Linked DNA regions of Homo sapiens: region 1 is linked to region 2. Evidence: chromatin contacts called from ENCODE Hi-C or POLR2A ChIA-PET data. All regions are on one chromosome and are shown on one strand. The core of a region is the stretch at or near the end of the contact, and the rest is flanking DNA. Distances in the headings are between cores, read along the strand shown. Region 1 has its middle 96 kb from the start of JCAD. Region 2 holds the start of JCAD (junctional cadherin 5 associated).

What was found. Hi-C counts contacts between places; a loop is a spot of excess contacts on that map. ChIA-PET counts read pairs that join two places held with the same protein, here RNA polymerase II (POLR2A). Pooled maps may share reads with other maps.
Region 1: a map of heart right ventricle shows a loop between it and region 2 (1.9-fold over the local background). The contact joins the enhancer-like site here to the promoter of JCAD in region 2. A Hi-C loop is called at or near these places in 3 of 168 maps with a recorded cell type or tissue (Caco-2, PC-9 and heart right ventricle) and 6 of 50 pooled maps. POLR2A ChIA-PET finds 5 or more read pairs at or near these places in 1 of 52 experiments (activated T-cell).

What each region holds. Positions count from the first base shown.
Region 1 is chr10:30,153,164-30,158,914 of GRCh38, reverse strand. No RefSeq gene overlaps it. Among named protein-coding and RNA genes, the nearest start is that of JCAD, 96 kb to the right of the region's middle. RefSeq lists a silencer at 3,263-3,322. Within about 2 kb of position 3,319, at least 4 of the 41 ENCODE cell types and tissues checked have a DNase peak (open chromatin) inside an H3K27ac peak, as active enhancers do; they include heart right ventricle, where a contact is called at or near this core.
Region 2 is chr10:30,057,045-30,063,669 of GRCh38, reverse strand. JCAD (junctional cadherin 5 associated) reads left to right here and starts at 4,084. Exons shown (of 4, transcript NM_020848.4): 1 at 4,084-4,188. LOC101929256 (a long non-coding RNA gene) reads right to left here and starts at 4,832. Exons shown (of 4, transcript XR_001747405.2): 1 at 4,644-4,832. RefSeq lists silencers at 236-530, 3,972-4,141 and an enhancer at 6,426-6,625.

The sequences.
Region 1 (5,751 bases), core at 2,070-4,569, 96 kb before region 2:
TATCCAAAGAGAAATGTTAGGTGAGTATCAGAATGTACAAAACTGTAACTTGGGAAAGACATCTAGGCTAGAGATGTAATGAAGACATCATTATAGAGATTATGTAAGGCTTGGATTCCCCAAGGGAGAGACAGAGAAGATAGCTCAGAACCAAACCTTGAGAAATACCCACACTTAGAGATTAGAAAGAGGAAGATGACTCAATAAAGATAATAAAAGGGACCAAGGTGGCCAGAGAGATGAAGGGAAAGTGAATTAGTCTGTTTTCACAATGCTACAAAGACATACCTGAGACTGGGTAATTTTTAAAGAAAAGAGGTTAAATTGACTCACAATTCCTCATTGCTGGGGAGGCCTCAGGAAACTTACAATTGTGGTGGAAGGGGAAAAGGCACGTCTTACATGGCAGGAGGCAAAAGAGAGTGAGTGAAGTAAGCAAAGGGGAGGAGCCCCTTATAAAACCATCAGATCTGGAGAGAACTCCCTCACTATCACGGGAACAGCAAGGGGGAATCCACCCCCATGACCCAATCACCTTCCACCATGTCCCTCCCTCAATACCTGGGGATTACAATTCAAGATGAGATTTGGGTGGGGGCACAAAGACAAACCATATCAGAAAGCTAGAACAATATGCTGTCCCAGGGGCCAAGAAAGGGTTTTAAAAAACAAATGATGTGCTCATTGCTGACAAATGCTATTGAGAAATTAAAAAAAAAAATAGCATGAGGCTGCAGAACGTTTTTTTAAAAAATATTTTTGGAGAGAGAGTCTCACTGTATTGTGTAGGCTGGTCTTGAACTCCTGGACTCAAGTGATGCTCCTGCCTCACCTGCCTCAGCTTCCCAAGTATTGGCATTACGGGTGTGAGCCACTGCACCTGGCTTTAAAAGTGTCTTTTTGATTCAGCAATGTAGAAATCACTGGGACCTTGCCCAACACAATATCAGGAGCGATGATAAGGTTGGACTTCAGCTTGGGGTAAGTAGAAGAGTGGATGACTCTAAATCAACTCCATATGGAATGAAAGTGAAGACATTAGAACAAATCTATTAAAATATTGTAAGAAAATATAGAATAATATTTTTTACAATCTTGGGGTAGGAAGGACTAGCAAAATAAAATAAAGCACCAAATCAAAACACATAAACATTAATAAATGTGACTACATATAAACAATTAAAAGCTGTATGTCAGAAAAATCATAAACAAGTTTTAGAAAAAGTATGAGTTACAGATTTCGAATATGACATATTTGCAATCTATACAATAGGAAAAGGATTACTATTCAGGATTTACAAAATGATGTCTATGAATCAACTTAAAAAAGGATAAATAACCCTATAGAAAAATGGGCAAAAGATATAAAAAGGCATTTCACAGAAGAGGAAAACCAAATGGCCAAGAAATATAAGAAAGAAGCTCAACTTCATTAGTAATTAGAGATATGTTCATATCAAGCGCTGGTAAGAGGTGGAGGACTGGACATTCCCAAACATGGTTGGTCATGCTTGGTCATGGTACATTCCTGTACCAGTAGTGTAAATTGGTACAGCCATGAAGGGCAACTGGAAATGTTCATTAACAATATCCACTTTGTATACTCTGCCCTTGAGGAATCCATGCATGTAGGCTGGATGTGGTGGCTCATGCCTGTAATCCCAGCAATTTGGGTGGTGAAGGGAGAGGATAGCTTGAGGCCAGGAGTTTGAGACCAGCCTGGGTGACATAGCAAGATCTCACTGCTACAAAAAATTTAAAAATTAGCCAGGCATGGTGACATGGGCCTGTGGTTCCAGTTACATAGGAGGCTGAGAAGGTAAGATCACTAGAGCCCAGGAGATTGAGACTGTAGTGAGCTATGATCACAGCACTGTACTCCAGCCTAGGAGAGACAGCAAGACCCTATCTCTTAAAAAAAAAAAAAAAAAAAAAAAAAAGAAATGCATGCATGTATCAGGTGGTTCATTGCTGCATTGGTAGCAGAGAAATATTGCAATCAAGGGATCAGTGGCCTTACATTCCTTTCTGGAGCTCCGGGTCCTCTTCCAAGCTCACATAACATTGAGGGTTTTTTGGTTTTGATTTTTTTTTTTTTTTTTTGAGATGAAGTCTCACTCTGTCACCAAGGTTGGAGTGCAGTGGCATAATTCCGGTTCACTTCAACATCTGCCTCCCGGGTTCAAGCTATTCTCCTGCATCAGCCTCCCAAGTAGCTGGGATTATAGATGCCTGCCACCACGCCCAGCTAATTTTTGTATTTTTAGTAGAGACGAGGTTTCACCATATTGGCCAGGCTGGTCTTGAACTTCTGACCTCAGGTGATCTGCCCACTTCGGCCTCCCAAAGTGCTGGGATTACAGGCTTGAGCCACAATGCCTGGCCTCAATTCTTTGAGATTGTAGGACTGAGGTCTCCATTTTCTCACTGGCTGTCAGCTGGGGGCCACTCTGAGCTTCCAGAAGCCACCCATAGATCCCTGCCACATGGTCCCCTCCCCACACAACAGTTCCCTCCTTCAAGGCTAGCAGGATAATCCCTCACTGCAGTCTGCTAAGATGGTCTGTGTCATATAATACATTCAAAGAAGTTACCATCCCATCAGCAAGAGGGAATAATATCTAAGAAATCATTAATAAAGTCATGGAAGTTATTCTGGCCTTGTGTGAAGTAGATAAGCCTTTGATAATTTCTGCCCATAAATTTAGTTTATTTTATTGGAAATTAGAAACTGCTTAATTATGTGGCCTCATTATAGTGTGTGTTCTTTGACTTCTAAAAAAAAATTGACTTACCAATCAAAAACTTTACTTTTTGACCAGCCCAAAAAGGTAACCAAAATGAACTCAACTAAGTAATAAAAATAAAAACAATTCCTTCAACGCCAGGCTTCCCGCAGCTCTCTGCCCTGCTGCTACTTGTACTAAACATTTCCATAGCTTCCTCTTTCCTGGAGAACGCTGGGATGTGCTGTCAAAAGCAAGTTGTGTGCAGGGGTTTGCAACCTGGGTTTTGTTTTTCTTCTTTGTCATTGTGGATAAGCTCATTGATGATATGGTCCTTGATTAGGACTGAATAGGACCAGCGGTGGGGATATATATAGGTATATAGGACCCAGGATTTCCTGCAGAGCTTGTCATCTTTGGATCACTCACTGTGGAAAATAAAAGAATTCCTCGCCCAGTAGTTCCCTGTGGCTACAGTACCACAAAGCTGTGTTCTTTGGACAGGTTTGGCTGCCCCAGCAGTCCATGAGCGATTTCCTCTTTGTCACTGAGCCACCATCATGAACAAATTGTTTTGTCAGTTGGCCCGGACCTCCAAAGACTCAAGGGTCACGTTAGCAGGAAACTCCAGCTGTGAGTGTGACTGTGAGGTGGCCATGCCTTAAAGAAACTTTCATTTTTGTTTTGAGTTGTCATCATCTTTTCTTGGGTTCAACAACTTTGGATGAAACTGCATCTATTGTTGTTTCTACACCTGGAATTAAGCTGTCCCACTGAGGATAGTCATGGCAACTCCAGGGAAAGACCATGGAAAATAATCAGAAAATCCTTCTGAGAGCCAGAGAAAGAACTCTGCTTTGCATGAAGATGCTCAAAGTGTATCGGAGCCTGTGTCAGCCTTGCATGTGTACCAGGAGTAATCAGACTCCACCACGGGCCCAGTTCTCTTCACCTCTTTCAGCTATAGTTCATCTACTATTCATTTCTTTAGACTTGGGCCAGCCCATCCCCTATCCAGTACTTGCCCTGGGAGGAAGTATATAGAAGGTCTTCAACCCAGATGTGCTGATCATTGTACTCAGATAATTAGTGCTGCCTGGGACTTGATTTGTTTAACTCTTTGAATTCCCCACGTGTTCTTGGCTAATGCTAACTGATTTGATTTGGATTTGTGTCCCCACCCAAATCCCATGTCACACTGTAATCCCCAATGTTGGAGGTGGGGCCTGGTGGGAGGTGACTGTGTCATGGGAGAGTGGAACCTTCATGAGCAGTTTAGCACCATCTCATTGGTGCTGTTCTTATGATAGAGTTCTCATGAGATCTGGTCATTTTAAAGTGTGTGGCACCTCCCCACTCCCTCTCTTCCTCCTGCTCCAGTCATGTAAGACGTGCCTGCTTCCCCTTTGTCTTCTGCCATGACTGAAAGTTTCCTAAGGCCTTCCCAGAAGTTGAGCAGATGCCAGCACCATGCTTCCTGTACAGCCTGTGGACCTGTGGGCCAATTAAATCTCTCTCTCTCCTTTTTTTAAAATAAATTACCCAGCCACAGGTATTTGTTTATAGCAGTGTGAGAAGACACTAATACAGTTTAGTACTTGATCTTGGTTCAGCCACCAATGCTCTGTCTTGTCAATCATGGTTGTCATACTCTTTCTAACCCTAAATGTAAATGTTCCCTTTTAGAGTCCAGACAGTGGCCCTCCCCCAATCCCAGTCCCACTGATACCCAAAGCCCACCTGCCCACGGACGGCAGCTTTTTAAATCAAGGCACCCTGACCCTGTCTGGGCTTCACTCCACCTTCCCTCAGGATAAGACTCAAGCTCCAGGAGAGTGTGGGGCAATGGACAAGGTCAGACTCCAGAGCAAGATAAGCGATGGGATGGGGGTGGAGATGATGACGGTGTCTGTTGCTTTCATTTCCTGGTAGCATACAAATCACTCCAACATTTAATGCTGTGATTAAAGCTATGAAAAATTGTCAAATGAGGTCAAAATGAACTCATCAAAATGACTGGGTCAAAATGGCACTGATATAGGGGTTAAAAAGAAATCACTTAGGCAGATAGGGTATGGGAGTCCTCAGTGAGGCTTTTGTTTTTAATGAAAAGCAGCCCCAAATCATTTTCTAACGAAGAGCAGCCCGTAAAGTTGAGCTGCAGACACAGACAAGCAAGTTGGGAGCTTGCATGGGGGAATGCTGGCAGGAACTAGGGACTGGACATGTTCAAGATGGCGGCTCCATCTTCCCTTTTCAGCCAGCCACGTGTACAGTAAGGAGCAGACAAGAGGGCGCCAACCAAGGGAAGAGTTCACTTGCATAGTAAGATTAGGGTGGGATGACCAGCCTTCCCGCCCCCGCCCCCGCTATGTAAATGTCAAACCTGATCCAACCGATCTGTGAGCCCTATGCAAATCAGACACTGTCTCCTCAAGCCAGACTGTAAAATTGGGTTCATCCGCTACCAGATGGTCTTTTCCGTTCGGAAGACCCCTCTCTCTATAGAGAGAGCTCTTCTTCTTTCTCTTTTCTTCTGTCCGTTAAACCTCCACTCCTAAACTCCTCGTGTGTCCCTGTCCTAAATTTTCCTGGCATGAGAGGATGAATCCAGGGTATATACCCCAGACAACATAGCCACTTCAGCACAATATACATACACACGCCAACTGCTCAGTCCTGGGTGACAACAGCTGTTACAAGGCCACATTAATAACTCCTCATTTAGCTGTGTTTCTAAGTTTAAAGAGCACCTTCATATCTCATTTTTAAATTAATTCTAAAATTATATATTTTTAGATGTTTCAATGCTTCTGAAATTTATAGATGTCTTACATTCAGTGTTTTATAGTCACTGTTGGCTAGACATCAGCAATTATGTAGCTGTCATTGCCTAAGCTTAAAAAAAAACAACAAAAAAAACCATCATCAAAGTCTGAAGGGCAGGTGGCAGTCACCTGGAAAGGTCATGGAACAATCAGGGAGCACTCTTATCATCCGTAGGGACTGTTATTTGGTGAGGGAG
Region 2 (6,625 bases), core at 2,835-5,334:
ACTGTACCCCATAAATATGTACAATTATTATGTGTCAGTGAAGACAACAAATTTTTTTTTTAAAAGAGCGTTAATCTTTTAAAAAATGAGAACTGGTAGTGTCTTTACAGACTAAGAAAAACAAAATCAATATCTAAATCAGCTAAAGGAAACCTTATAGTCTACAGAGAAGGGCCCTAAAGCAGGGAGGGAGGAGGGTTGCTCTAGGTCCTTGAACAGGCAGTAAGTTAGAGAAACAAGATCTTGGCTTTTATTTTTTTTCTTTCTTTAAGCAGGCGGTTAAACATTATTTTTCTGGTTACTGCACATCTGCCCAATGACTCAATAATCCAAGTTCCTTCCTGAGTCTGTGAAATCCCTTCTCCAGGACTCAAGAAAGGCGGGGACATTGGGCATCCAGGGCTGGATCCTGGCACATGCTCCCAGGGCTGTGCCAGACTTCTAACAGCTTCATGTTAAATGCTGTTTTCAATCATAGTTTATATTTTACATCACATAAGCGAGTTTTTTTTTTTTTCCTGTGTTTAAATCTCCCAAGATCAAGTAAGTGGAAGCAAGAGACCCAAATTGCAGGAAAATGGGAGTGGGTAGGGATAAGGGAATTAGGAGGTTAGGCTTGTTTCTCTCACGTCTTGCCCACCATCCCTTGTCCATGTACTGGTGACCGGTGTGGAAACTGGCCCAGTGGATTTTCCTCATTACCTTTTATCTTTATTATCTTCCTACATTTATGATTAATCACCTGCTCATACTCATGCATCTTTTCAACCTTACTCTCTGATATGGTTTGGCTCTGTGTCCCACCCAAATCTCACCTTGGGTTGTAATAGTCCTTACGTGTTGTGGGAGGGACCCAGTGGGAGGTAATTGAATCATGGACGCGGGTTTTTCCCATGCCGTTCTTGTGATAGTGAATAAGTCTCATGAGATCTGGTGGTTTGATAAAGAGTAGTTCTCCTGCACATGCCCTCTTGCCTGCTGCCACGTAAGGCGCGCCTTTGCTTCTCCTTTGCCTTCCACCGTGATTGTGATGCCTCCCCAGCCATGTGCAGCTGTGAGTCCATTAAACCTCTTTCCTTAATAAATTACCCAGTCTTGGGTATGTCTTTATTAGCAGCATGGGAATAGAATAATACACCCTCTTTCCTCTTTGTTAATTCTATTCCCAGATCTTTAGAAAAGCTTTCCACCTTTCTGCTTGCCCCTCTCCCCACATCCACAGCCTCACCACCATCTTCTCTCTCCATCTTTTCATTCTGCTTCTTTGTTTGAAATGGCCTTAGTCATGCCAGGAAAACATTAGAGCAGGGCTAGGGATACATCAGTACTGAGGAAAGACGGAAGCCAAACATTTTGAAATGAGGATGTTAGGATAAAGAGCCAGGGTCAAGAAACTACAAGCATCTTGAAATTGTGAAGTCATCTTCTCTAGAATCTCCAGTATTTCAATCCCATTACATTCCCCTAATTGAATCTGCCTTTGCCAGCCTTTCTGCTAAAATACAATTTCTTATTAAACTTGATTTGGTTTGGTTTAGCTTAGCTCCTAGCATTGAATCAGTGTTGTTTTCTGATTTACTGCAACCCTACTCTGTTGTTTTGCAACTCTACAGCCCTTAGGTACATTATAAAACTTCCATGGGGTTGACCTAGAAACCCAACAATATGACATTGTTCTGTGGGGAAACACATCCTAATCTCAATTCACTGACTGATAAATGTTCTAGCAGGAATACTTGGCTCCCTAGGTGTCTGCACCATGCTGGGCACATAGAGGTGCTCCACCCCAGGACAAAGTTATTTCATTGAGTTGGCAAATTGAGGAGAAACAGGAATTCTATAAGTCATTGAAGAAATCCATCATCGAATGATGCTTTTTTGACAAGAAGTAATATCACTGCTGTTAATAACTGTGACTCCCCAGAAAAAAAAAAAAAAGTCTGCATTTCCTTTTCTATCTTTTAAATTTTGTCGAATCCTATTTTCCCAGCCTTTGTGTCTCTCCCTAGCCACAATCCACTTGTCCTTCAAAGTCTTCCCTGGTGGTTCCAAGTCAAACAGCAGTAGCTGTACAAGTGTTAATGGTAGTAGCTACTATTTTCTTTTCTTTCTTTTTTTTTTTTTTCTTGAGACAGAGTCTCACTCTATTGCCCAGGCTGGAGTGCAGTGGCATGATCCTGGCTCACTGCAACCTCCACCTCCCGGGTTCATGTGATTCTCCTGCCTCAGCATCCCGAGTACCTGGGATTACAGGCACCTGCCACCACGCCCGGCTAATTCTGTATTTTTAGTAGAGATGGGGTTTCACCATCTTACCCAGGCTGGTCTCGAACTCCAGACCTCCGGTGATCCGCCTGCCTTGTCCTCCCAAAGTGCTGGGATTACAGGCATGAGTCACCATGCCCGGCCACCATTTTCTTGACTATTACATGTACCTGAACTAAGTGATAAGAAGGCATCATCTCATTGAATTCTCATGACTCTCCTATGAGATGCAAACCATCATTACCCCCACTTTGTTAGAGAGGAAAGTGAGGCTAACAGAAGTAAAGTACCACATCTAGAAAGTGGCAGAGAAGCCAAGCCCGGGACCTGAGCTACCTGGTTCTCGAGCCCCTAATCATGCTGCCTGCTCCTATCGCCACCATCTGGTTTCCTCCCACGCACTCCTGATAATGCACAATACAACATTCAATTACATTGTTCGTTCTTTTCCAGCAATAGTGTGTTTAGCTTTTATGCTGTGTTAGATTATACGTTGCTACTAACCATGAGGAACATATGATTCAAGAGAACAAAGAAACGACCTTGCTCTGGTGGTTCAGAGCGAGGGTCTTGGGCTAGATTCTGCAGCTTGCCATCTGTGCCCGTCCCTGAGCCCACTCCTCATCTGTAAAGTGGTGCCCATATCATCAAACTGTGATGAGGATTAAAAGAAATAATACATAGGAAGGGCTCAGATGTGGTAATAGAGCAAAAAAAGTTAGTTATTGGTGTTTCGACAGCAAATACAGTCCTAAAATCATGATGTGGCTAAGTAGTTTTCTGAAAACTAATTTGGCAAGGTCACCAGTCTGCTGTGCCATCCATGTTTTGTCTGGGTGGACTTAACTAACATTCCCTGTCTCTCCCCAATGCATCAGCAATATTTCACATTTTTTGTCTTCTGTCTGCCTTCCAAAATTATGAAAACGTTCGCCCTGAGCAGACCCAGGCAGCAGTCTAATCTTTCTGCCCCTTCCCGCTGTAAGAGAAATATGGAGTGGGTTTGGGGTTACCCAAATGACCCCAAATGTTCATTCTGGTCTGAACTCTCCCACTGACCTCCTCCTATCTCTCCTCCTACCCCTGCCCTGTAGGCAAATCCTGCTCCTGTCATCAGTTTCCTCCTCTGCCACAGGAGAGTATGGGCCAGCTGATCTGAAGGTGGCTTCCAGACTCCTTCAGACTTTTTTTTGAAAGAAGTAAATCCCAAGCTGTTGTCACCATCACTGTTTTCTGCTCTTCATAATATCGATGTGTTATGTGGGTGCGTTTGTGTGTGTGTGTGTGTGTGTGTATAGCCATACTGTGTTCCCATGTATGTATGTATATGTGTCAGTGTGTTTGGCTGCATCTGTGCGTGACTGTATATGGGTGTGTTTGTGTGCACCTGCGTGTGACTGTATTTGAGTGTGTGTGCACTTGTCTGTGACTGTGTGTGCACCTGTGTGTCCTGTATATGTGTTTGTGTGCGCCTGTTTCCTGTGAGTGTGTTTGTGTGCATCTGTGTGTGGGTGTATATGAGTGTGTTTGCATACATCTTTGTGTGTTTGTGTGATATGAATATGTTTGCTTTCTGTGTATCTGTGAGAGTGTGTGTGTCTTTGGACATTTCCACAGGGTTGACGTGGCCCAAACCCAAGTGACAAGAAAAGAGGGAATGGTGGTCAGCTCACTTGTGCCTTCTGCGCGACCCACGCAGGCGGACCCCAAAAGCCTAGGAAGCTCGTGGCCTGGATACCGCCCTCAGCGCAGAGGAGGCAGCCCCGGGCGGTGGGCGGGGCGGGCCCGGGCGGTGGGCGGGGCGGACGGCGGTTCTCCGGGCATGCTCGGCCTCGGCGGCTGCAGGCGGGGCGGGTCGCGCTGGTCCCCGGCCGGCCGGAGCGGCGGCGGTGGCGGCGCGAGGCGGCATGAGGGAGCCGCTCGGTAAGTCCCGGCGTCTAACCCTCCTGGCTCCCACCGTCCATTAGGGCCGCTCCCACGGCGCTTCGCGGGCCTCACCCGCAGCCTCCCGCACTCCCCCCAACTTCTCCAGCTGGGACGTCGCTCCGGTTCCAGCCACCCTGGCGGTGGGGGATGTCTGCACCCCCAGTCGCAGCCCCGCCTGGGCCCCCCGCGCGGTGCCTAGCCCGGCAGCCTCGGGGTGGAGGGCGCCTGCCAGCCCGGGAGGGGCGTCCCCTCCCCTCAGGTGCCCCGCTCGGAGCGCGGGGGTCCCGGGGCGGGCACCGCGGGCCGCGGCTGGCGTTAGCGCTCGCGTCGCCCCTCGGCGCGCGGAGGGCCTGGGGGGCCGGGGTCACTCACTCCCCTCTCGAAGTCGCCCTCCCCAGCCTGTGTCCACCAACCCCTCCCGCGCCCTCGCGCCCAGATCTCGCGGACCTCACCCCAGAGCTGACAGCCGCCGCGCTGGGTCCCCGAGGTCCCAGTTCCCACGCTGCCCCGGCCGTCTGGACTGCCCGGGACGGTGGGGGGCTCCCGCCGCGGCCCCGCTCCCGCTCCGGTCTCTGCGCGGTCTGCGCTGGGGATTAGGGCGCTAATCGCAGCTGCCTCCCAGCGAGTGCCCGGGGCCGCCCGGCTCCTGGCTGCGCGTGGGATGGGAGAAGGGCAGGAGCCCCGCCTAGGAGTGCTGTAAATCCCGTTAATTATCTCATTTATGGGATCTGGAACCCGCCCTCCTAGGGTCTCTGCGCTCAGATCTCCGCGGGCACCCTCTACTTCCCCCGTCTCCAGTCGGGGTCCGTTCACCCCCAAAATGCCAGGGTTTGCCTCGATGCCCTGGCCACAGTGGGGCCCAGCACTAGCTGCTAAAAAGCGCCCCTCTCGCTTCCGTCAAGAAGCAGAGCGCCTGGGATTCTTCTGGGCATTTGTAAAGAAGCTGTGATTTCACTACTGAAGAAGAAAATAAAAACGAGAACTTTAGGCCAGCGCTACCTGGGCATGCCCTGGTGTTTGGTCATCCACGCGCTTAAGGAGTAGAGAGGCCTTGGGGGAATTAGCTTGGGCACATCACCTCCCCACACCTACACCCACTCTCCCACCCCCGCACGCACTCCACCCGCCTCCCGTGTCCTCATTCCCTCCCCAAATCTAGTAGCTTGGTCTTAGTCTTGGGGAGAGGGGTGGGGCGGTGCAGACCACACAACTCCCAGGGTTTCCTGTCCTGACAGTTTAATGTGATGTTTCTCCCACAACTTGTTTTCCTTCTCCGGTCTTTTGTCTTTTCAGATTTACAAGGAATAGATAACCCAGAGATTGAGGGCTAGGGTTGCAAAATACAGGGATTTGGGGGAAGGGGCCTGATGGGTAGGATTCGGGCAGCCAGAAATGCTCTGGCAAAAAAAGGCAGTCTGCATGGTGTGAACTGAGGGTCATGGGCTGTACAGGTAAAACTTTGGGAATGTCAGTTCATTTTAGAATTTTAAGACCACCCGGCAAAGCAAGAATGCATACAGGCTTTTTTGGAAATCATATGCAGATTCTATTTCATTGGACTTGTGTTGGTTTTCGTGTGACATTGGGAGTTTGTTAAAGTGGTTTGGTTTTCCATAACGTCTGTGGATTGGGACTTAATTATTTACCTTGACATTAGGTGTCTAATTCTTAGTCACCAGCTTAACAAGCTTCCTGAAGTCTCTAAGTGTCACTGTGGGCATGCAGCATGTAAGAAACTGTTACTCCGCCTGGAGTGGGCGAGCAAATATTTGTTGAACAGAGGCCTTTAATCTGCTGGGCCTTCCTCCTGTAAAACTTCACCCTTTGCTGCAGAGACTGGAAGGTCAGGCCCTTGGCAGGCCCAGGAGAATTAGGGGATTTGGGTGGGTGGAGAAAGCCTGTTTCGGGGAAAAAAGAAGTTTGGCCTGAGTGTCCACATGCTCTGGATGACTTGACAAAGTCATCAGGGTTATCAAATAGCTCATCGAGTGGTCACAGATTCCAGAAGCCTGTGGTCTATTGTTCGGCAGCTATAAAATGTAGCAGGGTTGGAGGTACACAAGGAAAATAAATAAGGACCAATTTTTTCACTTAAAAAAAGTAAATATGAAAAGATTCTTGTAGTCTAATTTTTAACATGCAATTTAAAAATAAATCCTAGAAATGTTATCAGTACAGAAAGCCCAGAAGTCTGTGGCTCCCCCAAGTTCTCACTGGCCAGTTTGGGAGGACAGTAAACACCAGTCATCCTTAGGAGTCCTTAGTTTTTCTTTTAATGAGCTTGGCGAAACTCCATGCTAATTAATCTGGAGAGCGTTTAGAACACAGAGCGTTGGAGTGAAACAATTGTTCTATTGTGTTTTTTATTTTGATAAGCAAAGACTATCTCTCTGAAGTCCTCTGGGCCTATTGCTGAACCCATTACTGCAGTTTA